Regions from separate parts of the Homo sapiens genome. Here regions 2 and 3 are each linked to region 1. The links are chromatin loops, found by intact Hi-C in ENCODE. Cell type or tissue: heart right ventricle. All regions are shown on one strand.

What was found. Hi-C counts contacts between places; a loop is a spot of excess contacts. Peaks named below come from ENCODE experiments on the same cell type or tissue, not always from the same donor. Only the 100,000 strongest peaks of a DNase experiment are listed, where the experiment ranks them.
Region 2: a loop joins it to region 1, with 11 times the contacts of the local background. A loop is called at or near these places in 3 of 110 quality-filtered maps.
Region 3: a loop joins it to region 1, with 2.2 times the contacts of the local background. A loop is called at or near these places in 3 of 110 quality-filtered maps.

Annotation. Positions count from the first base shown.
Region 1 is chr2:228,177,509-228,185,508 of GRCh38, forward strand. SPHKAP (SPHK1 interactor, AKAP domain containing) reads right to left here and starts at 4,179. Exons shown (of 12, transcript NM_001142644.2): 1 at 4,059-4,179. The coding sequence starts at 4,090. In heart right ventricle, CTCF peaks have their summits at 611, 2,798 (motif pointing right) and 4,353 (motif pointing left); DNase peaks (open chromatin) are centred at 2,873, 3,934 and 4,226; H3K4me3 peaks cover 4,553 bases; H3K27ac peaks cover 4,058 bases; H3K27me3 peaks cover 1,083 bases.
Region 2 is chr2:228,375,260-228,383,259 of GRCh38, forward strand. No RefSeq gene overlaps it. Among named protein-coding and RNA genes, the nearest start is that of SPHKAP, 200 kb to the left of the region's middle. In heart right ventricle, no CTCF peak of the experiment used is centred here; no DNase peak of the experiment used is centred here; H3K27ac peaks cover 3,209 bases.
Region 3 is chr2:228,340,081-228,348,080 of GRCh38, forward strand. No RefSeq gene overlaps it. Among named protein-coding and RNA genes, the nearest start is that of SPHKAP, 160 kb to the left of the region's middle. In heart right ventricle, no CTCF peak of the experiment used is centred here; no DNase peak of the experiment used is centred here.

The sequences.
Region 1 (8,000 bases):
AATCTTTTCTGAAAGTTTTTCATAAATAGGACAAAGAAATTTAAATATACTCTTAAATATCTCCTTTTGTGCAAATCTAAAATCAGTTAACCTTTCTATAAAAACTTGGTGATGGAAGATCATAGTCCAGTATACAGTATTGGGTTGTTTGTTCCATTTTAAAAAATCAATTTTATTTTTCCTGGAACTAACATACTGAGGGGTAAAATCTTGAGATTCTGATGAGTTTTAGTGAAATGTGTCTGCATTAAACTTTAGATTGGTTAAAACAAAATGACAGGAAGCCTATATACATTATTACACATGGAGAAAATCAATCTAGTTTTTTCAAAAGTTTACATTTGATGAGTTTTGATCTTATCATTCGAAATGCCATATAAAAATTTTATTATTAAAATAGAATCCAGTAAACCAAGCAAAAAGAACAAAACAGTACAGTATAACAATGCAAATGTTTAGAAAACAGGGAACTCTCTTAACATTCAAATTCAAGCTTAGATATGGCCAAGGTGACAAACTATTTCTATTTGCTAAAAAAGATTATTTTTAGCACTTGTTGGCTTTAAAAGATGGTCTCCTTGCTTTTAGGCTGCCCCCATGTGTTCTGATGGTATCAGTGTTTGTCCAAATTGTGTACCAGAAATTCTTTTTCCTTCCATTTAAAATAAAGTATGGATTTTCAATCAGTACACAAGAGAAAACTGGACTTGAAGGCAGAAAAATTTTGTGGATGACCTAGCTCTGCTACATAGAATTTATATGGATTTTTAAATACAATTATTTCCTTTATTTAATTTCCTTTGGCTTCAGAGTTTTCAGCTAGGAAATGGAGATGATAATATCTGTCATGATTGACTCACAAGGATGTGATGATCAAATAATTTAATATATTAGATAACACTTGATAACACCTTACGAAACACACGCTAGTTACCAATATAAAAGTGAGACTGACTTTTTTTCTGTAAGTGGAAACTACTGCATTGTAATACAGTGTACTATAGAACACACTGGATGGATGTCCTTTGATTCTTTTTTTGTTTTTCTAATATCTAATTTTGCGACTTAGCAAATCAAATCAATTTTCCATAAAATAGATGACTAAAGAACCTCTATCAGCGATTTTAGATTAAAAAAAAATCCCTCTTAAATTTTTTTTTTCTTGATGGACTACTAGTCAGAAAACACTTGGATTCCAGGTCTATAACGCAACTAACATGGAAACATTTAATCTCTGCACAGCTTGGTTTCCTTATGGACGATATCTTCCAGCTTTGATAACCAGTGATTTTAAGAAATCTGTGACGCAATCCACATAATTTACTGCACCTTTAAAAATGAAAATATTCATAGTAAAAATGAATTAGAGTTTTCACAGAAGGAAGGGAATACAGTTTAATAACTCAAAGAACCCAAAACATTTCCTTAAAAAAAAAAAACATGTTTTACAGTTTCTGAAGTATATGAGTCAAATTTAGTTTTAATATCAATCATCACAGAATATTGCTTGATTGAAATTTCAGTAATTTATATTTGTGTTTAATTGAAAATTCTAAGAAAATGGAAAAGCCAACATAAAATATATTCTATAATTAACTCAATGTTATTAAATCATTTTGTTTTCTCTAATGATTAAGTAGAATGTCTTAAATTGTTTTCTAATTCTTAAGAGAAACAGTGATTTATAACCACCAACTTAATTTTATTAGATACCAAAAATGTTTTCAGACTTGGACATCACAAGCCTTGACAATAGCAATTTGATATTTGCTGATCATTGTTGGTTTCTTCGAAAAGCTTATGTGGAATATTCAATAATCAATTCTTTAAAATGCAATGTTTTGTGAACAAGTAGCATGACTAATACATGATTTGTCTACACCATTAAAAATTTTAATTTTCTTTTTGCATCCCAATCCCTATGGCTTTCAATTAAGTCTTATAGAAAAGGAATGGTGTTTCTTGTATACAATGAAATAGAGGATTGAATCAACTCATGTACAGGAGTTAATTTACATGATTAAGAATGCTAATAAAATACCCGAAATTACTACACTGATTTGTGGATTAAGAAGGCTAATAAAATACCGGAAATTACTACACTGATTTGTGGAAATTGGTGAATAAAAAGTCAGGTTCAAAAAGCTTAGTTTGCTGCAGCTGATATTAAGCCTATATTAACATTTTGATAGGCCACTACAAGATACAGAGCAATATCATCAGAGTTGCTTTGCTCTTTATAAGGTCATTTTATAGTACTGAGACAGAAATAATTGTAATAAATTACTGGCACAATGTGTTTCTAGTAATTTAGAAAATGTTCCGGTATTTGAATAGAAATATAATCAGGATTCAGGCGCAGCTATATTGGTCTGTAAAACCGGATTAAAGCAATCAATCTGTTATCAAAAATCTCTGTCGGAAGATTATTAGGACCACCCAATTCACCGTTTCAATTCTAATGACCATTTGCCCTAGACAGTAGAATAGATAGGTGGAGAAAGTGAGCTTCCAATTTACATGACTTTCCAAACACCTTAATGCCTTTGCGTAAACATCACTGGCAATTTTTTTTAAGTTAAAAAATCGGCAAAATGGAAAGACAGCGGTGGTCCTTTGACCCTGTTCCGCTGGGGCAGGGATCGGGAGGGTGGGGATTGAGACTTCACTTAAGAGCTGCTTCAAGGAGTGCACAGAAACCACAGCGGGCCTTTTCTGAACCATTTGCTATCCCCGCAGCGAAGGGACGCTTAAGGAGGAAGTGCCTGTGGAGCTGAGAAAGCGTTATTTCATCGCGGAATACAAATAATTCAGGTCTCTAGATGGCAGCCTTCAATGCCTTTGGAAAGCAGTCTCTCTCCTCCTCCGCCACCCCCACCTCCCCTCCCACCGCATCTCGGCTCCTTGGCAATGTAGTATCACTCCATGTGTGCCCTGGCCAGTGGATATTGGGTTTTGCTGCTCTCCAAGAATCCGAACTTAAAGTGTTTATTCTAGGGCCTGGTGCTCTGCTCTGGAAGCTACCTACCTACCTGCTTGGGGAAAAGAGGGAGTAGGGATGGCACGAAGAGCCACGCTAAGCCGCTGCCCAGGAGAGGTGGGGCTGCGCCGCAGCCAGGACACCCTCTCCCTGGGAGCAACAGCATCCTTGGCTCCCGGCGCGAGCGCTCCGCGCCCAGCGAGCGCAAAGAGCGCAAAGGCCACCTGCCCGGCTGGGGGAGCAGGCCCAGCACCACCGCCCCGATTTACCCAGACATTTATGGGAAAGACATAAAAATCTCAGGTTCTTAATTTCGCAAAGGACTGAGTTAGAAGGAGTGTGGAACAGGGGCAAAAAAGAGACAGGAGAAAGAAACACACCCCGAAAAACACGTTACTCGCACCCGGCAGCGCCTGGGGTGGCGTCCGTGACCTACCCCGGTGTGGGGGACGAGCAAAACCAAAGGTGTTAAAGAAGGAACTCGCAGACTGGCAGGGGGTGTGGGGACGGTGGAGGACTGTGGGACTGCAGGGGACCTAGGTGTTTTCTGCCCTGTCTTAAGATCTCGCTTTGGGGGCAGTCTAGGTGTCGGTCGGGGGTGAGGGACAATCTTCCCCACCCCAGCAGCCCCAGACACCCGCCCAGGTCAAGGTGGAAGGAAAGCGGGGGTACTTTGCCCTAGCCCGGTTCCCTCCTGTTTTAGACCTTGGAATCTGTCTCTCCACAAGGTGTGAAACCTCTCCAAGCTGTGTCCGCGGAAAGTCCGGCTCCTGGCTCCACCTAGGGCAGAGCAGACCTCCGTCCCTGGGCCTTAGAGGCGGGCACGGGGCTGACCCCCAACCCGTGCCACTCCAGCGCACAGGCCCCACTCAGCATCGCGCCCTGTGGGGCAGTTGACAGGGTCCCCTGTAGCTCCAGCGAGGCTGGGCCGGACTTATTTACAAGTGCAGTGACCCCTGTCTCCTCGCTGGGAGCCCCGTGCAAACCGAAGCGCTCTGGGGCAAGTTGGTGAGCGACTCACAACGCGGAACGGAGTTTGATCGACATGGTATTGGGCATAGAAAGAAGCGGGTCTTACCTTGGTACCGAGAGCAGGGAGTTGCCATCCATTGTTGGTGGGCGCCCAGAGAAGAAAGACGGAAAGTGCAGGCGAAGGATAAGTCTGTGGTGCTAGGACCCAGCTCCCAGAGTGCCAGACTGGCGCGCGCCAGGAGAGAGGCGCGCAGGCTGGGGCGGCGGCGGCGCCCACGGAGACTAGCTCCTCCCTGGCCAGCAAGCTCTGTGCGCTGCGACCGCCCGCTGTCCCCTCCCGCCGTCCTCTCTGATCTTGCAGGAGCGCGTGGCCAACGCTCCCACCTTTCTGCCTGGCTCCTGCCTCCTGCAGGCGGGCCCCAGTCTCAGTTGCTCGAGGATCCTGCTCTATCGCTCATTCGTGCCCAGAAGCATAGGTGACTCCGACAAAATTCCTCTCTCCCCAACCACCATCGTCTCCCCTCCCTTTCTCGCTGGCGTACAGTAGGTCTGAGCCCTGAAGTTGTTCACGCACTTTCCCACATTCACGCCCTCACTCCTGGCAATGCCGACACTCCCCACTGGTTGCGCGCCACTCCTCTGGCTTCCTGTGTCGATTTCATTTTTGTTTGTGGTCTACCATGTTATGGTCGATCACTCAGAACGATGCTGGCTTTGACCTCCTAAGTCTTTTCCCTTTATTTGGACTTTCTCTCTTGGTTTTGGTTTTCACGTTTCTTTAACTCATTTTGCTTAACTGTGACTTAGTCTTCTCTCTCTTCTGTTAGAACCGTGTGCGCACATAGAAATCTCAAAACCTATGAGAGCGGCCATCCATCCGAGGACAGCACTCAGAACCTGGGAGGGAGAGCTGTCACAAACTTCCCCAGTTGACGGCTGGGTATCTCCCTGAGCAAAAAGGACAGTTTTCTTAAGAAGAAAGACACTGATAGTAGCAAATATCTGCTAAAATGAGGGCGCTGTTGAATCTGCTTCTTTTTCCAATTAAAAAACAAATTAAAAATAAAATTTGGGACTTCCACAAATGGGAAGGTTGAGCCAATGTACTTTTAGCTATTCCTCCTAGTAAGTACAACGAAATCCCCCGGATATTATCTCTGAAACAGGCATGAGAAAAAGGTGGACAGAAGAATGCAGACCAGCTAGAGATCCTGGGACTCAAGGCTTGGCATGATGATGGGTTCCTGAGGTTCTCCCAGACTTTGGCTGAAGAAGATGACAACCCGGAAATGTCAAGGGGCAGAGACAGGAAAAGCCTTGACAAAGGACTCCTCTTTCTAGCCAAAGGATCAGGAGAGAGGCAGCTTAGCAAGATGGAAAATTTACACACAATAATAGCTCCACTGTGGCCAAACACCATGAGAAAAAACCTGTGGACCTTTTTCAACTACACCATCAAAGGCCAAGTAGGGAGCCTACATTTCACCATCTGTAGGCTCTAAGGATGTAAGTCAGTCCCCTGGGCGAGGTGGTGTCAGAGGAGACTAAGTAGGGACCAGGACTTTCATCCCCTCCAAACACTGGCCGCACTCACCTCTTCATGTCTCGTTTCCCCCGTCATGGTGCCAAGAAGAGCTTGAACTTCCACATCCACACAGAAATAATGAAGTCCCCTTCCCATTCCACACATACAGGTGGCATTAAGGCAAAGTAGGGAGCCAGGACTTTTTAAAAAATATTTTTTATTTCCATAGATTTTTGGGGAGCAGGTGGTATTTGGTTACTTAAGTTCTTTAGTGGTGATTTGTGAGGTTTTGGTGCACCCATTACCTGAGCAGTATACCCTGAACCCAATTTGCAGTCTTTTATCACTTACCCCCTTCCCACACTTTCCCCTGAGTCCCCAAAGTCTATTGTAGCATTCTTATGCCTTTGCATCCTCACAGCTTAGCTCCCACTTACGAGCGAGAACATATGTTTGGTTTTCCATTCCTGAGTTACTTCACAAAGAATAATAGTCTCGTGTTCCATCCAAATTGCTAAAAATGCCATTAATTCATTCCTTTTTATGACTGAGTAGTATTCCATCATATATATGTATAGCAGAATTTCTTTATCCACTCGTTGATTGATGGGCATTTGGGCTGGTTCCATGGGATCCAGGACTTTTAATCCTAACAAGGAGTAGCAGCACCGCTTCTTCACCTTGGTATCAGTGGAGCTTGTACTTTCACATCCACAGAGCAGTAATCGGCACCCCCCCCCCCCCGCCCCGCCCCACTTCCACTCTACACTGAAGCAGTGTCAGAGGAATTGTTGTGGAGAGTCAAAAACCATAGTTCAGAAGTAATAAGGCCCTGTGTGTGTCCCCTGCCCCCCACTCCCAATCACAGAAGGCCACATGGGAAGCAGGAACTGGGTACTCCTACCACTCTTAGCCAGAGAGATATCAGTGCAGGCCTAGTGAGGACCCTGAACTCCCACCCACCCTTGCTTCACAGTAATGAATGCCACTACCTGTTTTTCAAGTGTCAACAAAAGCCAAGTGAGGAGCCCAGACTTCTAACCCCACTTGGTAGTGATGAGGCAGTGCTGCCCTTATTTTCCTTGCCTTACAGGAGAAGTGTCAAGAGAATCCGTCTAAAACAGCTCTTTAAATAAAATTCAGAATGTTCTAACATAATGCCCCAAATAAGCAGCCTTTAATAGAAAATTATTTGTCATATTAAGAATCAGATCTGAATGAGAATCAACACAAAACAAAACAATCAATTGATACTAAATAACATGGAAATGACAGGGATGTTAAATGTATCTGTCAAAAGATTTTAAAGCAGCCATGATAAAAATAATTTAATAAGTAATATAAAAAAAATAGAAAGTCAGCCCCTAAAATATCTAAGCAAATATAAGTAGAAGATGTAAAGAAAAACTAAGTGGAGATTTTAGAAGTGAAAAATACAGTAACCAAAATAAAACACAAACTGTTTTATTAGTTGGAGAGAAACATCACTTTACCCATAAGGGAAATATAGTTCAAAAACAGTGGATTTCCCACTAGAAGCCATGGAGGACTGAAGTAATTGACAACATTTTTCAGGTGTGGAGGAAGACAACTATGAACACAGAATCTTATGTCTAATAAAAATACTCATTAGAAATGAAGATGAAAATGGTATAGAATTCCAGCAGAGCTCTCCTAAAAGAATGATTAAAGGAAATTCTCTAGACACCAATGAAACTGTCTTTACAGTTTCAGGCATCTTAGAATATCAGGAAAGAAGAAAACAGTAAGAAAAATTTGAAAGATACAACAGAATTTCTTCTTTTGAGTTTCCTAAACTACATTTGAAAATCAAAGGAAAGATTATGACTTTGATATGCTTCTAAATATAGAGAAAGCATTTAAGACAATTATATTAAAGGGAGAAGGGTAAAGGGTGTAACAAGTAAAGTTTACACATTTTGCTCAAACTGGCAAATTGACAACACCAATAAACTATAAATTTATATATACATATACATACATATATACACATACATACATACACATATATATAACATGCATAGAAATTATAAAGCTATGCACATAGATATACTCAAAAATAATACAGGTTAAATCAATCAAATTGGTTTTATTGATTTAAAAAATTTTTTATTTTAATCATTTAAATGATTTTTATCATTTTAAGATTTTAAAAAATGTTTAACCCATAGTAAAGGAGGAAAAAGGAAACAAAAACAAAAAAGGGAGAAAACAAACAGAAACAAAATAAAACCAAAAAAGGAGAAAACAAACAGAAACAACAAAATAAAACCCTGTCAATTTTGAGCTTAATGTACCAATGAGTACATTAAATGTAAAGGGTCTAAATAGAATGGTTTAAAGACAGAGATTGGCAGTGTGGATTAAAAATATGACCCAATTATGTGCTCTCTGTAACAAACAAACAAAAGCCCCATAGGAAGATTGAAAGTAAAAGTGTGATAAAAGATATATTATGCAAACATTATTTAAAAGAAAGCACATGTGGCTATATTTATATAA
Region 2 (8,000 bases), 200 kb after region 1:
TCTTTGAGTAGTGCCTGGCACATCATGAGCACCACATAAGCATGTGTTTTTGCTAAATACACTTATTCTTGTGCATTTTATGCCCATATTTCACCCTCTTCCTTTATTAATTTTTTCTAGTACTCCTTGTAAAAATCTTCTATTTCTTCTACCTTCTGACAGAATGTTTCTCCATGGTTTTGCTGTAACTGAAAGCTCTCTTTTCTTAGCTAACACAACTTCCAACCCACATCCTAAATAGGCTTTGTGATATTAATCAATATTAGAGAAATCTAGGATCTACAGTAGTGTTATGAAAATTTGAGCAGAAATGCCTTAAGGCTGAGCATGGATTGTCCATTGTGCCATTATTCCTACCATTGAATTCTGCATAGTAGAGCATCTCTGTAGAACTTAAGTTTGCTTCCACCGATCGGTTCTTCCAAATTCAGAGTCATTATTCAAGTGGTTTCCAGTGAGTTATAAGCAACATCCCTTTAGAAAGACCCTTTCTCATTTGGGCTCTGTTCCTGCCAAGGATCCTCAGGAATTAGACTGGTGGGTCCTCGGTATATTTTATCAGTTCATCTTTTCCTAATTGAGCACAAGGATATGGGAGAGAAGTAACAAAACAGCATATCTTTTTTTCTTACTTAAAAAGAGTTGAGGCATTTTGTTCGGCATACTGAGTAGAACCAACTTGAAGGATATATTAATTCATACTTCTTTTACATTCAAATTAATGTCTCAAGCCACTCTCCTTCCAGCTCACAGGCAATCCAGTATTTCTACTTTGGAGCCTCCAAGAATTAATCGAGAATTATGGATGCTTGCTAAGTGTTTATAGAGAACATTGCTTCTCTTGTGTTGGTGCAGACATTTTAAAACTCAGAGTTATTATTTCATTAAGATTGGAAACCCCATAACTGCCTCTGAAACATCTACTTTAGAAGTGGTTGCTTTTTTTTTAAATCGCTACCATAAAGGAAGGCCTCAGGGATTCTCTGCTCATAGTGATACCAGTTTTGGAGAAGTCGACTCTTGATAGAAATAGTTGTACAGCTTATGTGCCGGGGATCGAGTCTACTGCCCCACTGCCACCAGTGTTAGTGTAAATCTCAAGCTAACCTCTCCATGTCATGTTCAGGTTGAGGTTACTCTATGATTGTGATCATAAATCTTCAGGCTTGGGTTACACTCGTAGGCTCTTGTCACTGCAAAGCATTGTGTATCTGGGTATAAAAAGATTTTTTTCTTCAGTCACACTGTGTACCATACTCAGCCCTCTACCAGCATTGGTCCATACCCCTCTTCATATGGGGGAAACATATTTAGGTTGTTTCTTAAATTGTGCCAACCAGGTTACCACAGTCCCTTCACGTGTGAGGTTATATTTAGAGTCTTTCTTACTTTTTTATTAGAAATAATGCTGGAATGAACATCTTTTTACATATATATTGCATATTTGCCCGATTATTATGTTAGAATAAAATTTTAGAACCCCTATGATTGAAGCAAAGATTAAATATTTCTAAAGACTGTGGCACATATTTCCAAAGGACTTTTAGATTTGTTGTATATTTCGCCCTTTTGCCAATGTGTTGGAAGAAACATAATTTACACCAACTCATTAATTGCATCTTAAAAGCCTCTTGCAGTTTTCAAAGAAAGCCTTTGCACATGCTTTAATTTTCATATCAGTCTTGTGAAGCTGTCAATATTATTTCCATCTTACCTATAATAACAATGAAACAGCAGATTTAACTAACATGATTAAGATCAAACAGGTAATACTTGGCTGAGGCGCTATTTGAATTTGAATAATATGGAATACCTTTGTGTATTTATTCATCCTCTTTTTCTGTATGCATTTGTTGAGCACCAGTAATGTGTCAGGCACTGTGCAGGGAGCGGGGTGTGTGCCACTTAGGTGGAAGGTAAGCTCTCTGACACCACAGAACTTACATTTTAGGAGGAATGAAGACATTAACAATATTTGCATATTTATAAATAAGAAATATTGAGACTGTGATAAGTACATATTGGAGGTATCTGAGAAAATATAATGGGGAGATTGTAACCTAGTGAGAGCAGTCAGCAAGGCACAAGAAACATGGCATGCCAAAGGGACTACAGAACACCACTATAGCCAGAGGTAGAGAGTGAGAAGCTGCATGGCATGAGATGAAGCTGGAGAAGTAGAGACCAGGCTGTGCAGAGCTCACTGGCCCCACGCTTCCCCATTTCTCAGTGCTGGAGAATCAGTTTTGTTTGTTTCAATTTTCTTGGCACAATACTTACATAAAATAAGGTAAATAATACGTCACTAAAAACCAAACAAATTTTAAAGTACATAAAATACAAGCTCCAAGTATATGTTTAGTTTATAGACATAAAACTACTCTGTGAAATCACTATCAAAATGTCTAGACGCTTGCTCTTGGTTTCTGTTCTGATCTCCCTGCAGAGCATTAACAGTCCAGGAAACCAGGCTGCAGAAGGCACATCAGGCAGCACGGCTCTAGGCCACGACTATGGCTAAGAGCAATAAAAGGAAGCACCTGGTTAAAATTATCGGGAGTGTGTTTTGAGATGATCACTCTGGCTGCCAGGGGGAGAAAAGTGGATTTGGGTGGATGAATTAGGAAGTGAATTCATAGGACAGAGAGTGATGATGATAGCGTGTGCCAATGTTGTAGGTGAGATTTCAAAAATAGCCCCCTAAGATAGCCCACCCTAATCTTTAGAATCTATGAATATTAGATATTGTACCACTGATTATGTTATGTTATACGCACAGTTGACCTTAAGGTAGGAAAATTAGCTGGATGTGTCTGGCTCTAATCACTTGAGTCCTGAAAATTGCTTAGAGAGCTTTCTCCAGCTGGTTGTGGGAGGAGAAGTCAGAGAGATTGCGAGCAGAAGAAAAATTCACTGCACCATTGCTGACTTGAAGTTTGAGGGTACTCCGTGATGAAGAATGTGCACAGGTGGCCTCAAGAAGCAAGGAGCAGTCCTCCGCTGACAGCCAGCAAGGAAATGGGGACTTTGATGCTAAAACTGCAAGAAGCTAAATTCTAGCAATAACAGGAATGATCTTGTAAAGGGACTCCAAGCTCCAGATGACAATGCAGCTGGCTGACACTTTGATTTCAGCCTGAGCAGAGAACCTAGCCACACCCTGCTAAACTTCTAATCTTCAGCACTGTGACCTAATATTATGGGTGTTGTTTTAAGCGGCTGAGTTTGTGTTGATTTGTTATACAGCAATAGAAAACCAATACAGCCAGAATGGTGCCAATGGAGATTATAAAGAAGAGGATAGATGGATTTTGGCAATAATTTAGTAAGTAAAATTCATGTGAGATAGTGATTTGATATAAGAGATAAAGAAGAAGTGTTGAAGATGACTCCTAAATGTCTGGTTTATATGACTAGATGGACGATGGTTCCATTTACTGAGATGATAGAACATACCAGAAGAGGATCAAGTTAAAAGGGAAAAAAGATTATGATTTAATTTTTTTTTGGCCTGATTTGTTTTGAAGTGACTGTGATCCATCTGAGAAGAGCTGTCAGCTGTCAGCCAAGCGGTTATATTTATAGACCTAGAACTCAACAAGAGGTATGGGCTAGGAATGAAAATGTGTGAGTTATCTGTATAGAAGTGCTGATTAGAGCCCTGGGTGAGGTTAACACAGAGTAAGTAGAAAGTGCATTTAGCACAGAGCATGAGGCTGTAAATACCTCAGAGAAGAGGAAAAGCCTGGAAAGATAGGGATTCCTGAGAAGTTGGGGCAAAGCCAGGGGAGTGTTAGATCAAGGAACTTGGATTAGTTCCTAATGCTGCTGTAACAAATTACTACCAATTCGGTGCTCTAACAAAACATAAGTTTATTATCTCCCAGTTCTGACAGTCAAAAATCTGGCACAGATCTCACCAAGTAAAATCACATTGGTAGGCTGCATTTCTTTCTAGAAGCGCTAGGTAGAACTGATTCCTTTGCTTTCTCCAGCTTCTACAGGCTACTGGCATTCTTGGCTCAAGGCCTCTTCCTCCATCTTCAAAGCCAGCAACATCAGGTCAAGTTCTTTTCATCCTTCCATCTCTCTGCTTCTTTCTCCTGCACCTCCTTCTTCCACTTTTGAGGCCCTTTGTCATTACATTGGGCCCTCCTGGATAATACAAGATTTTAAGATCATCTGATTAGCAAACTTAATTTTATGTTATCTTAACTCCCCTTTTCCATATAACATAACATAGTCACAGGTCCTAGGGACTAGGACGTGGACATCTTTTGTCGTCATAACTCTGCTTACTACAGAGGCTAAGGATTTATCTACACAATGTGTAATATAATAATCTTGAAGAGAGCTGGTTGTATGAATGGTAAAGGCAGAAGTAATAAATAGTTCAGCAGGTATAGAGTGCAGTGGGAGTGAAGTCAGAATGGAGTGACTATGAAAAACCTTGACAAGTTCAGCTATGAATGAATAAAAGAAAGTAGAGTAAAGAAAAGGAATAAAAGGAAGTAGCTATGGGTGGTTTAGGATCTGGGAAGAATTATTTTATGGGAAGTGATTAACATGTTTAGTAGCCAATGTGAAAGATTCAGTTGAGAGAAGATCTATGCAAAAGAGAGAACAGATACTCATTTGCTTAAACTTCCCCATAAGACAGGTAGGGGCTAAGCATAAGCCTGTGTTTCCCTCTGTTATAAATAGAAGATATGAAGACAGATAGGTATACAGATAGATACATTTATACGCTTATTAGCAAAAATCTGAAAAGTTCACTTTTTATGTCTTCTTTTCCCACTCTAAATGCCTATCAGAAAAAGAAAATTGGGTTTACAAACTAGGAACACAATCATTAAAAATAAACATAGCATATGATATGGTTTGGCTCAGTGTCCCCACTCAAATCTCATCTTGAGTTGTAATCCCCATAATCCCCACATGTCGAGGGAGGGATCTGGTGGGAGGTAATTGGATCATGGGGACAGTTTCCCCCATGCTGTTCTGATGATAGTGAGTGAGTTCTCACAAGATCTGATGGTTTTATAAGTGTTTGACAGTTCTTTCTTTACATGCCCTTTCTCTCCTGCCACCTTGTGAAGAAGGTGCCTGCTACCTCTTCATCTTCTACCATGATTGCAAGTTTTCTGAGGCCTCCCCAGCCATGTGGAACTGTGAACCAATTAAACCTCTTTTCTTTATAAATTACCCAGCCTCAGGTATTTCTTCATAGCAGTGTGAAAATGGACTAATACAGCATATATTATAATAATCATGTTTCCCCAGTGGATGAAAAATTCTGCCTGCTAAGTGAAAATGTTGACCTCACCCTGCACATAAAGGAGATAGCTCCCTAGTGAGGCCACATTTTATGTCCCATCTAGGTTTATTGGATACTTTATAGTATTTGGGAAACATAAACCATTTCCCACTAATGCTATCATCTTAAAACACTTTGGAGTTTTGACTGAATAACTGACTAAACAGCAGTTTGTTAGATGAATGATGTAACCAAGCAATTTTTAATGGACTCTCAGAAGATTTTGAGGAAAAGAAAATGTGCTGCCAATGGAAACAGACATGGATGTGGAATGAAGAAATTTATATTTTCACATCTCTGGCTCAATTCCTTACTAAACTAGGGTCGAAGTCCCTATTAAGACCTACAGTGCGAGGCAATCAGTGAATATTTTGCATTTGGAAAGTCTAAGGCAGCAGGTAGCAGATGCTAACCTTTTGTGCTTAGTACATAGGACAGGTATTGTATGTATACCAATTGGAGGAGACATCACTCAGTAGTAGGCCCTAGTCAGGGTTGACAGATAAAATACAGGACTTCCAGTCAAATTGAAACTGCCGTTAAAGAACAAAATTTTTTTAGCATAAGTATGTTGCAAATATTGCATAAAACATATGTATACTAAAAAATGTGTTGTTTATCTGAAATTCAAATTCAAATTTAAGTGGGTTTCCTCTGTTTGTACTTGTTAAATATCTTCTATCTGTCTATGCAAGAATATTTTGTACAAAGATGAATCTGGATTCATGGGCTGAAAAATAATATTTGAGACACTTTCAGACATGACAAGTCTGATCATATTGTTTGAAATCCAAAATGCCAGTGTTTCTGGGATATTTCACCAGGTCATGGGGATAATCAACACTATGTTTACAGTTTAAATAGGGTTCAAACAGTCATTCTAGGAAATGGCTTATGGTCACTACATGTATTTGGGCCATGGATTTCCTTGAGGTCTTTCCTGTAAAGATATTAGGACTAATTTTCAATGAGTTTTTTGTTTTGGTATAATATACAATATTGCAGAAAGATAGGCTATGTATTTAGTATGTTATCAACCCATCAATGAACAGCCGCAATAAAAGTGAACTTAACATAAACCAAATCTTTTTAGGACAGCCTCCTTTTCCAGTTATATTAAGAAGCCAGCAGAAAGTTAAAAGAGTTGACACCAAGCCCTATGACCAGCTTGAATTTCAATTCCTTAAACTCTGTTAGTACTTATTCATTCATATGTCCAACAAATATTAATGAATGATTACACTGAAACAAGCAGGGAAAATTTTATATTGCGAAGGACGGGAAGAAAGTGCTTAGATTAAAATGCAGAAAGGAGGTCAGTGTGGCTAGAGCAGAGTGGGGGTTGGGGATCATGACAGAAGATGAATGGAGAGAAGTCCACTGGAAAGACCCACAGGGCTTTGTACGTCAGGCTAAGGAGCTCAGTTTTATTCTTACCTTGTTGGGAAACCTTCAGGTTGCTATAAACATCACATTGTACCCCATAAATATATAATTATTATTTGTCAATTAAAAATAACATTTAATTTTTTAAACATGACAGTGCTGAACTGTAAGAAAACAAAATGAAAAAACTTGTAACATTTGATGTGAATCATCATGACTTATTAAATACCCTCTGTGTCCAAATAAAATGGTTTTCATCTGCCAATATGGCAAAATACAGAAAATACCAGAACCAAATTAATAGACATGGATATCAATCAGGGAAGTGAAAAATATGCAAAAAGAGTTATAACATCACATCAGCTATCATAATAAATGTGAATAAAATAAATTTTCTTACTAAAAATAACAATGCCCTCATATTAGCCAATGACAAAGAAATTCAACAAAAGGATTAGAGATTGTTTTACTCCTGAAGAGAGATGTTCATAGATGTTGCTAATTGAGCAGTTTTAAAACAAATTTTCATTTCTAATTTGTTATTTAAACATACTATTATATATTAAGCCTAACTTTTCAAACTTTAAGATAAAATACTGATTTCCAGAGATTCTGTAATAATTAAAATATGAATTCCCTCATACTTGAAAAAAATAAATTTTTTTCACAGCCATCTTGGAAAATATGTGAATGTTCAACTTTTGGACTGACACCTAATAAGCAACATTTTATTCCTAAAGGAGAGATTTTTTAGGTTGGTAATGAGGAAGTGAAAAAATAGAAATTTGTAGGAAAAAAATCTATATATAACCCATATGGTTATACATAATTGAAATTCCAAAATATACCTGGGTCTTCCAGGATACTGAAAGCTAATTATTAAGGTGAAGAAGAACTGACTTAATAGTGAATAGAAGTGACTTCAACCTTCCTCCACCTGAAAGGTACTGCAGACACAGGGCAGTGTGTGTGTGTGTGTGTGTGTGTGTGTATGCGCGCACATTTTGCAGAATGGTGGTGAGAGCTGTGTTAAAACCACAATGTGATGAGTATTTTAAATCCTACGTTTTCCTGTAGTAATAAGAGTACAGTCTTATAATTTCTTTCTGATTGTACTCAGTAAGCAATTTATAAATGAAAACAAGGGAAAAGGCATGTGATTTTAGTTAACTATTAACCGACATGGCTAAGGGTAGTTTTTAAGACATTACTTGAGATTTTGGAAGGAGAAATCCCTGTGGACACAGCACACCTTATGCTTTATGTCACAGGTATGAGCCGTTTCCTAGAGAACTCC
Region 3 (8,000 bases), 160 kb after region 1:
CACTAATCTTTTCTTCTGCAATATCTTAGCTGCAGTTAATCCTATCCAGTGTATTTTTCATGTAAGATATTATTGTTTTTATCTCTAGAAGTTTGAGTTGAGTGGGCTTTTAAAAATATATTTTTCATGTCTTCAAATTTCTTCTATATTTTGGAGCTTATGAAACATAATTATAATGCTTGCTTTATGTGCTTATCTGCAAATTATATCATATGTGTTATTCCTGAGTCAGTTTTTGCTGACTTATTTTTATTTACATTGTGGCTCATATTTTTCTGCTTATTTTCCAGCTTGATCATTTTTGATTAGATACCAGACATGCAATTACCAAATTGGATACTGAATATTTTTATATACCTAACTGTACTTTTTAAGCTTAGCAGTGGGATGTAATTAAATTACTTGAAAACAATTCAGTCTTTTCTGGTCTTGCATTTAAACTCAATAAGGCAGGAGCAGAGCAGAATTTACTCTAGAAATATCTTCCCCCCATTACTCAGGTAAAAGCCTTCTTGTTATTCTACTCTATGCCCTTTGAATTATGAGGGTTTTCATTTTGCATTCTTTCATTCAGAAGGTAGGAACACAATCCGTTTCTGGCCGTTGGTGAACACTGAGTATTTATAATTCACTTGAATCCTTTTATATATTTTTGGTAGTTTTTTTTTACTTTTTTACATGCGCTACTCATTACTCAGCTGAAAACTCAAGGGGGGCTACTCTGCAAATCTCAGGAGCTATCTGCATAAGCATCTTTGTTGTTCCTACTCTCTACCCTACAAACTCTAGCAATCTTGACCTTCTCAAACCATTTTTATGGTTCCTCCTAACAGTGAGATCAACAGTTCCTACCCAGGTCTCCTCCCACTCCAGCACTATATTATGGAATTATGCTCCAGGCAGTAGTCTGGGGGTGACCATAGAGCTCATTTCATTTCATTTTTCATCTCTTGGGGATCTCGTTCAGTACCTGATATTGCATATCTTGAACATTTTGCTTAACATATTTTGTTCTTTTTGATCAGGTGGAAGAATAAATTTGGTCCCCACCATCTCATTTTGACAGGAATAAGTCTCTACTTCCATTGAATTTGAAGATGAGACTATTAGCTGGCCACCTGGGCTTCTTAAGCCACGGAGTTGTCAGCAGACAATAAAAGGGGTTGCTCTAACGGCTGAAGTGTTTGATTCCAATAACCAGGAGGAAATTAGGTTGCTGCTATACAGTGGTGGCAAGAAGCACTATGTATAAAATCCAGGGGATTATCTGGGACCCTTCTTGATACTAACTTAATGGGAAATTACAACAAATGGAAACAATCAAGAGTACTGAGGACTTAGACCCTTCAAGAATGTAGTTTTAGACAACTCCAGCTAGTGAAAACTCAAACCAGCTGAGTTTCTGACTGAAATACCATAGTTGGACCCAAATTTTCACATATCTCTAACTTCTCAAAGTCCTCTTCAACTTACAGTCATTTGTAACATGTATAATATCTTTAAGCATTTCTTTGAACATTCCCTTTACCATATTCCTGTAATTAAAATGTGGCAATTCCTTAAGGACACTGTTTGGTGGACAGTTCTTTTAAGAAATGTTTGTTTTCTCCTCATGACACAGTTTCCAGAGATTCTGGAGGTGCTGTAGAAATGCTATTCGTTCCACACTGCTATTTCTAATACCTTTTCTCCTTCCTACACAAAACAAATAAATAAATATGTAAAAAAATTTCAAAAGATAATTCTTTTGAAATAAATGGCATAATATATGCTACTCTCACTTACAGTAGTGGTCTACCAATATCGCAGTGTTTTCTTCTCATTCATTGAAGATTCAAGTACCCGGTCTCACTGTTCTTTACACTACTAATCTTATACATTCATGTAAATGAATTATCCAACACATTAGCCTAGATCCAGCTTCAATCATATTTTTATACAGTCATACTTTGACCTTTTATTATCATTCTAAAATCTCTATTTTTAAGTCTCTTACTCTCTTTACCATATCCAATCTTTTGCTTACCCCATGAATTCTATTTGAACCATTCTTTGACCCATTGAACTTCCAATCCACTGACTCCTTAACTTTTCTCACTGGCAATAACTCCCCACATATGCACGCTTCATTCATGAAAAAAACAAATTCTCAATTCCCTTGCCACACTCTATCTTCATATTATGCAAGTAGCAAAATCTTCACCCAGAATAAATTTGACTCTGACTATTTTGCTGGTGATACCCTCCAGCCTACAGAAGAAGAGGAGCCATTCACAGAAATGCAGAAGAAGCTTCAGGAAGATAGAAGAAAAACCTGGAGACTAGATTCCAAGAAAAGAACTTTCCATGATTTTGTGTCTCTAATTGAACCTTTCAGTAACACTACTTCTGGAAAGTCCCTCCTAAAGAAAATGCTGCGAGCGATCAATTGTACCTAATTCTGAAAATTCAAGAACAATGAATCATGAGAATTAACCATTTGGTTAGTTCTTCCTCTGTAGCCCAGTTCTTTAGGTTGCCACAATTGTGAATTTTTGCCATGCCAACCTGGGAAGGATGGTTCTGCCCTGTCTAATGCCTTTCCTTTAATAGTAGAGTCATCTTGGAAAGTATAAGTTCAATCTTCGACAGAGTGAGGATAAGGGAGGGAGGGGGTCAAAGTGAGGTGGCAGGGGTTCAGGCACTTGCACGAGTGAGGTGCTAAAGAGGTCCTGGGGCCACGCATGGTGGCTCACGCCTGTAATCCCAGCACTTTGGGAGGCCGAGGCCGGTGGATCACCTGAGGTCAGGAGTTCGCGACCAGCCTGGTCAAAATGGTGAAACCCTGTCTCTACTAAAAATACAAAAATTAGCCAGGCATGGTGGCAGGCACCTGTGATCCCAGCTACTTGGGAGGCTGAGGCAGGAGAATGAATTGCTTGAACCCGGGAGGCGGAGGTTGCAGTGAGCCGAGATCGCGCCATTGCACTCCAGCCTGGGCAACAAGAGCGAAACTCCAGCTCAAAAAAAAAAAAAAAAAGTCCTGGGAGAGCTCTTTTAGGGGGATATCAGAAGTTACAAGGGAGCAGATACAATAAATAGAGGGGTTGGAGTTAACACTAAGAAGGGTGAATGAAGTAATGATATGGTATTGAGAAAAACCTTAGAATCTGTCTGCTTTAAATTAGCAGCAGTGCCGCCACACTGGAGACTTATGCTGAGCACTGAACTGTGGCTTAGGGATTTGGGATTAATTTTGACTTATTATTTTATTTAACAAAGTTGTATTGAGAGTATCTAAAATAAAATTCATGTTACTCTCTTAACACTTTATGCTCAGAAAGAACTTAAGAGTTTCACTTTCATTTCCTTCATGTGTTTCTCCCATCAGAGTTATATAATTGAACCAGACGAATTGGTGCTCTGAGCATTGAAATCAGCTGGTTGACTTTACTCCCCCTACCATATTAATCAACTCTCATGTGGCTGGTTAGCTCAGTAGATAAGAGCTAATGAATCCATGGCATAAGGTTTAATTTTTCTGGGGATCTGTAATGAACACCAGATCTCTTCTTTAGGGATAATACACCCATTTCCTCCACTGCCGACCACTGTGAACATCAGTTGCTGATCATATCTCTGTCCCTCACTGGACTTAGCCTCAGCCACAAGGTCTACTTGACCAGGGCTATACACTCTTTCAAGGGTAGCTTGCTGCTAATGACTGACTGGTGCAAAGATACAAAAGTCTAGCCACATTTTCTTAGTTTGAGACAACATGGAAAGGCTATCCCAGCTCTGGAGTTCTCTAGCTATAGAATTGGCTAAAGCCTTCATTGCAGCAACAGTGCAGGTGAGCTTCCCCTTCTGCCCAGTCCTGCCTTCCTCCTTCCTTAGACATGTCATTTGGAATCAACTACCAGTAATACACGGGCACACAGTTCTTGTCTCAGTCTGTTTCCAGGAAACCCAGTTGAAGGCAAGAGACAGGAACTGACAATTTTTGCTCTGTTCATGGTCAGAAACTGTACCTATAAACACTTGGCTATGTTGCATGGGAAAGCGGAGGAAGATGCAAATCAGTCTTCTCCCATGGGTAGATTCCTCTAAGGTCAGGCGAGCCTTTCAGCCTATTTCTCAGATGAGAAGAGAAATAACTTCTACTTGCATCAATATCGAGGACATTAACAATTAGGAATATTTTATTACCATACTGCATTTGTTTTCCTGCAAAGAAGAGTGGAAAAGTAATCTTAAATTGTTGGTGCAGCAAATGCAAATGCAGATTCCAACACCTACTGAAACAGTCTAACATAGAAACAGCAGAAAATAAATGACTATTTTAGATTTCAATCCATATGTTGGGCAAACTAAGAAAAAAGTTGTGAAGTAGTAAATTTAATGTGTAGTAGAGATAAAAGACTGAGAAACTGGAGAGGCTAAATTCAACAGTCCTTTGCTAGCTTTCCAAGGTCCCATCTTTTACTGATATACTTGTTGTTTGGTTGTTCTTATTATTGCTCTCATGAAATTACTTCTATTTCTCCAATTGTTACACAAAGGAATGTTCTTTCGGAGCAATGAAGGGCAGATTGTCTGGCATGAGGTCATTGCTTTGTGGTTTTGAGGGTCACTCAGATAAGGTAGGGAAGGCTATAAGCATCGTTGTACTGAGGAATTCCACCTTATGCACAATCTTGTTGGTTTGTCTTCAGCAGATATTTACTCATGATTCAGACCTATATGCAGTTTAATCAGGAGATCAAAACATTTTCCTGAGCCAGGGAACAAGATAAAATTTCAGGTCTAGTTTCTTACTGGCAGTACAATTCAAATTACTGGAGCCATGTTAGCTATTTCACAAAAGTTTTCTCATGTTTTCTTACAATAACCTATTCTCAGATAAGTGCTAAGAGCCTGATTGCATAGTTAATGAGTCTCGAGATTATGAAATGTAACTCAATAGAGGCATTCTAGTAAGTGTGGAACCAGAATTTGAACTCAGGTCCAGTGGACTCCAGAAGTAATTTTATGATCCATACTCACAAAATGTGAATTTCTTTCCTCGCCATAGAGTTTGTTCTTTGTTTTATGAGCAATGGAGAGGCCTTAAGTTTTTGGAGTGGGACAGTAAAGCAATCACTGTGGTAATTGATGATGACTCTTATTCCCCAAATAGGTATTTGGCTGGGGGCTGGAAAAAGATTGTGAAATTTATTGTAGTTGTTCACATGGGAGGTTAAAAAGGCTCTGACTGCCATGGTACTGGCAATGGAGAAAACAGGATGGCTGTGAAAGATATTTCAGAGTGACAATGAGACTCAACCGATTGCATAGTAAGACAGAGAACAGGGAGTTATGTTGATGGCATTGAGTCAAACAGAAATGGTGAATACAATGATTGATAAATCTATTGTTCTTACATTTTGATTTTGAGATGCTTTGTTGACTTCCAGGTGGAAATCATTACTAACCAGTTGGAAATTCAGGGTGGGAGCAATAAGTCAGTCTCTATAAACAACACTAGACTCTTATTATTTGTTATTTATTTCTTTAGAGACAGGGTCTGGCTCTGTCACTCAGGCTGGAGTGCAGTGGTGCGATCTTGGGTCCTTGCAACCTCTGCCTCTGGGGCTCAAGTGATCCTCACACCTCAGCCTCCCAAGTAGCTGGGACTACGGGTGCATACCACCACACCCAGCTAATTTTTGTATTTTTGTAGAGACAGGATTTTGCTATGTTGCCCAGGCTGTTCTTGAACTCCTGAGCTCAAGCATATTTGCCCACCTCAGTCTCCCAAAGTGCTGGGATTACAGGCATTTGCCACTGTACTCAGTCGACTCTATTTATTTCTGTTAAAAGAATTAACTTTAAAATATAAAAATTAATTGACACCTTGCTTGGTTAAATTTAATCACACAGGATATATAAAGTCTGTTAATGATCTGGTAAACAATTGAGCAATCATCTAGGCAATTAGATGGCACAGATTTGAATAATATAACAATGTCACCAGAAGTCTCTGAAGTCTCATGTGGAAAACTGGACTTGAGACTATTGGAGACAAAATGGTCATATTTTTCTGACAAAGGAGAGAGGTCTTAAATAAAATAAATATTTTAAAAATAAAAAATGTGATATTTATTGTTCTTAGCTTAGTTGTCAAAAGCTATATTTTATATATGTACACATAAAAAAGTAGATTTCCCTTATAGAACTTTACAATTCTGGATTTCCTTCCAAAGAATTGGAATATGTGGATATATTGGGCAAAAATGTTTTACTTAGCTGTGCCTGAGGAAAGGGGTTCTGGTTAGAGGGGCACGAACTCTGCACTTTACTATAGTCTGCATCTCTTCCTATCATTAAACCTCTCTACTTCAAATTTTTTTATTTTTATTTTTGACTTACTAGTTCTTGTTCCCTTTAGGTATTCACATTTAAGATTACAGACTTAGGATGAGGATGAGATGTTCTAGTTGATTAAATCCTATGAATCATGCTTACATGAAGATACATACGAATTATTAAAGATCTTGGCTAGTGGAAATACTTTATTATATGAATACACTGGAGTGAAAATAGACATACATACATATATTTGACAACTTGATAAATCTAATTACTATAACTTAGGCCATAAAAATCAAGAAATATGTCTGTAATTGTAGTTAGTACATCACTAACACACAGGGGAAAATGCAATTATTTTAACATTTACTGCCTAAATAATGAAGACTAATAGTTTCATCTGGCTGGATGACAGTAGGCTTGAGTTTAATTATAGGTTGTCCTTCTCAAATACTTTAAAAATCACAGCAGTTTGGCTGGGTGCAGTGGCTCACTCCCATAGTCCCAGCATTTTGGGAGGCGGAGTTGGGTGGATCACTTGCACCCAGAAGTTCAAAACCATCCTGGAAAACATGGCAAAACCTAGTCTTTACCAAAACCATAAGAAATACAAAAATACAAAAATTATCGGGCACGGTGGTTCATGCCTGTAGTCCCAGCTACTCGGGAGACTGAGGTGGGAGAATTGCTTGAGCTCAGGAGGCTGAGACTGCAGGGAGCTGAGATCGCACCACTATACTCCACCTGGATAACAGAGCCAGACTCTATCTCAAAAATACAAACAAACAAGAAAATCAAAAAAACACAGTAGTTTGCTCCTTGATGGCCAACCGTTAAATCCTAGTTACAGTTTTCCAAGCCTTGATTGCTTTGGGACTAAATCTCCCTAGAAAATCAGCTCCAGTGAGATGCTTACTCTCTTCCATTTCCATTATGCTGAAGCTTAATTACTTCCAGAGAGCTGTCACCAAGAGTTGCCTTCTATTGATAGCTCTAATGTTGGATCACCTTAACCTCTTCAAGCAGTATTGGTTCCTCTGACTCTTTTGTATTTAAACTTCTCCACTCTGTGGGTTTCTTCCTTTCTTTTTTTTTTTTTTTTTTTTATTGAGATAGAGTTCACATACCATAAAATTCACCCTTTTAAAGTGTCCAATTCAGTGTTTTTTAGTATACTTACAAAGTTGTGCAACCATTACAATTAGCTAATTCCAGAACATTTTCATCATCCCCACAATAATCTCCATGTCCATTAATAGTCACAGACCATTCCCTTCTCCCCCAGTCCCTGGAAACCACTAATCTGCTTTCTGTCTCCATGGATTTCCCTATTCTGGACATTTAATATAAATGGAATCATGCAGTGTATGGCCTTTCATGTATGGTTCCTTTCACTGAGTATAAAGTTTCAAGGTGCATCCATGCAGTAACATGTATCTTCCCTTCCCCTTCCCCTTCCCCTTTTCCTTCCTTCCTTCCTTCCTTCCTTCCTTCCTCTCTCCCTCCCTCCCTCCCTGCCTTCCTTCTCTCTCTCCTTCCTTCCTCCCTCCCTCCCTTCCTCTCTCTCCTTCCTTCCTTCCCCTCTTTCTTTCTTTCTCTCTCTTTCTTTCTTTCTTTCTTTCTTTTTTCTTTCTTTCTTTCCTTCCTTCCTCCCTCCCTCCCTCTCTCCC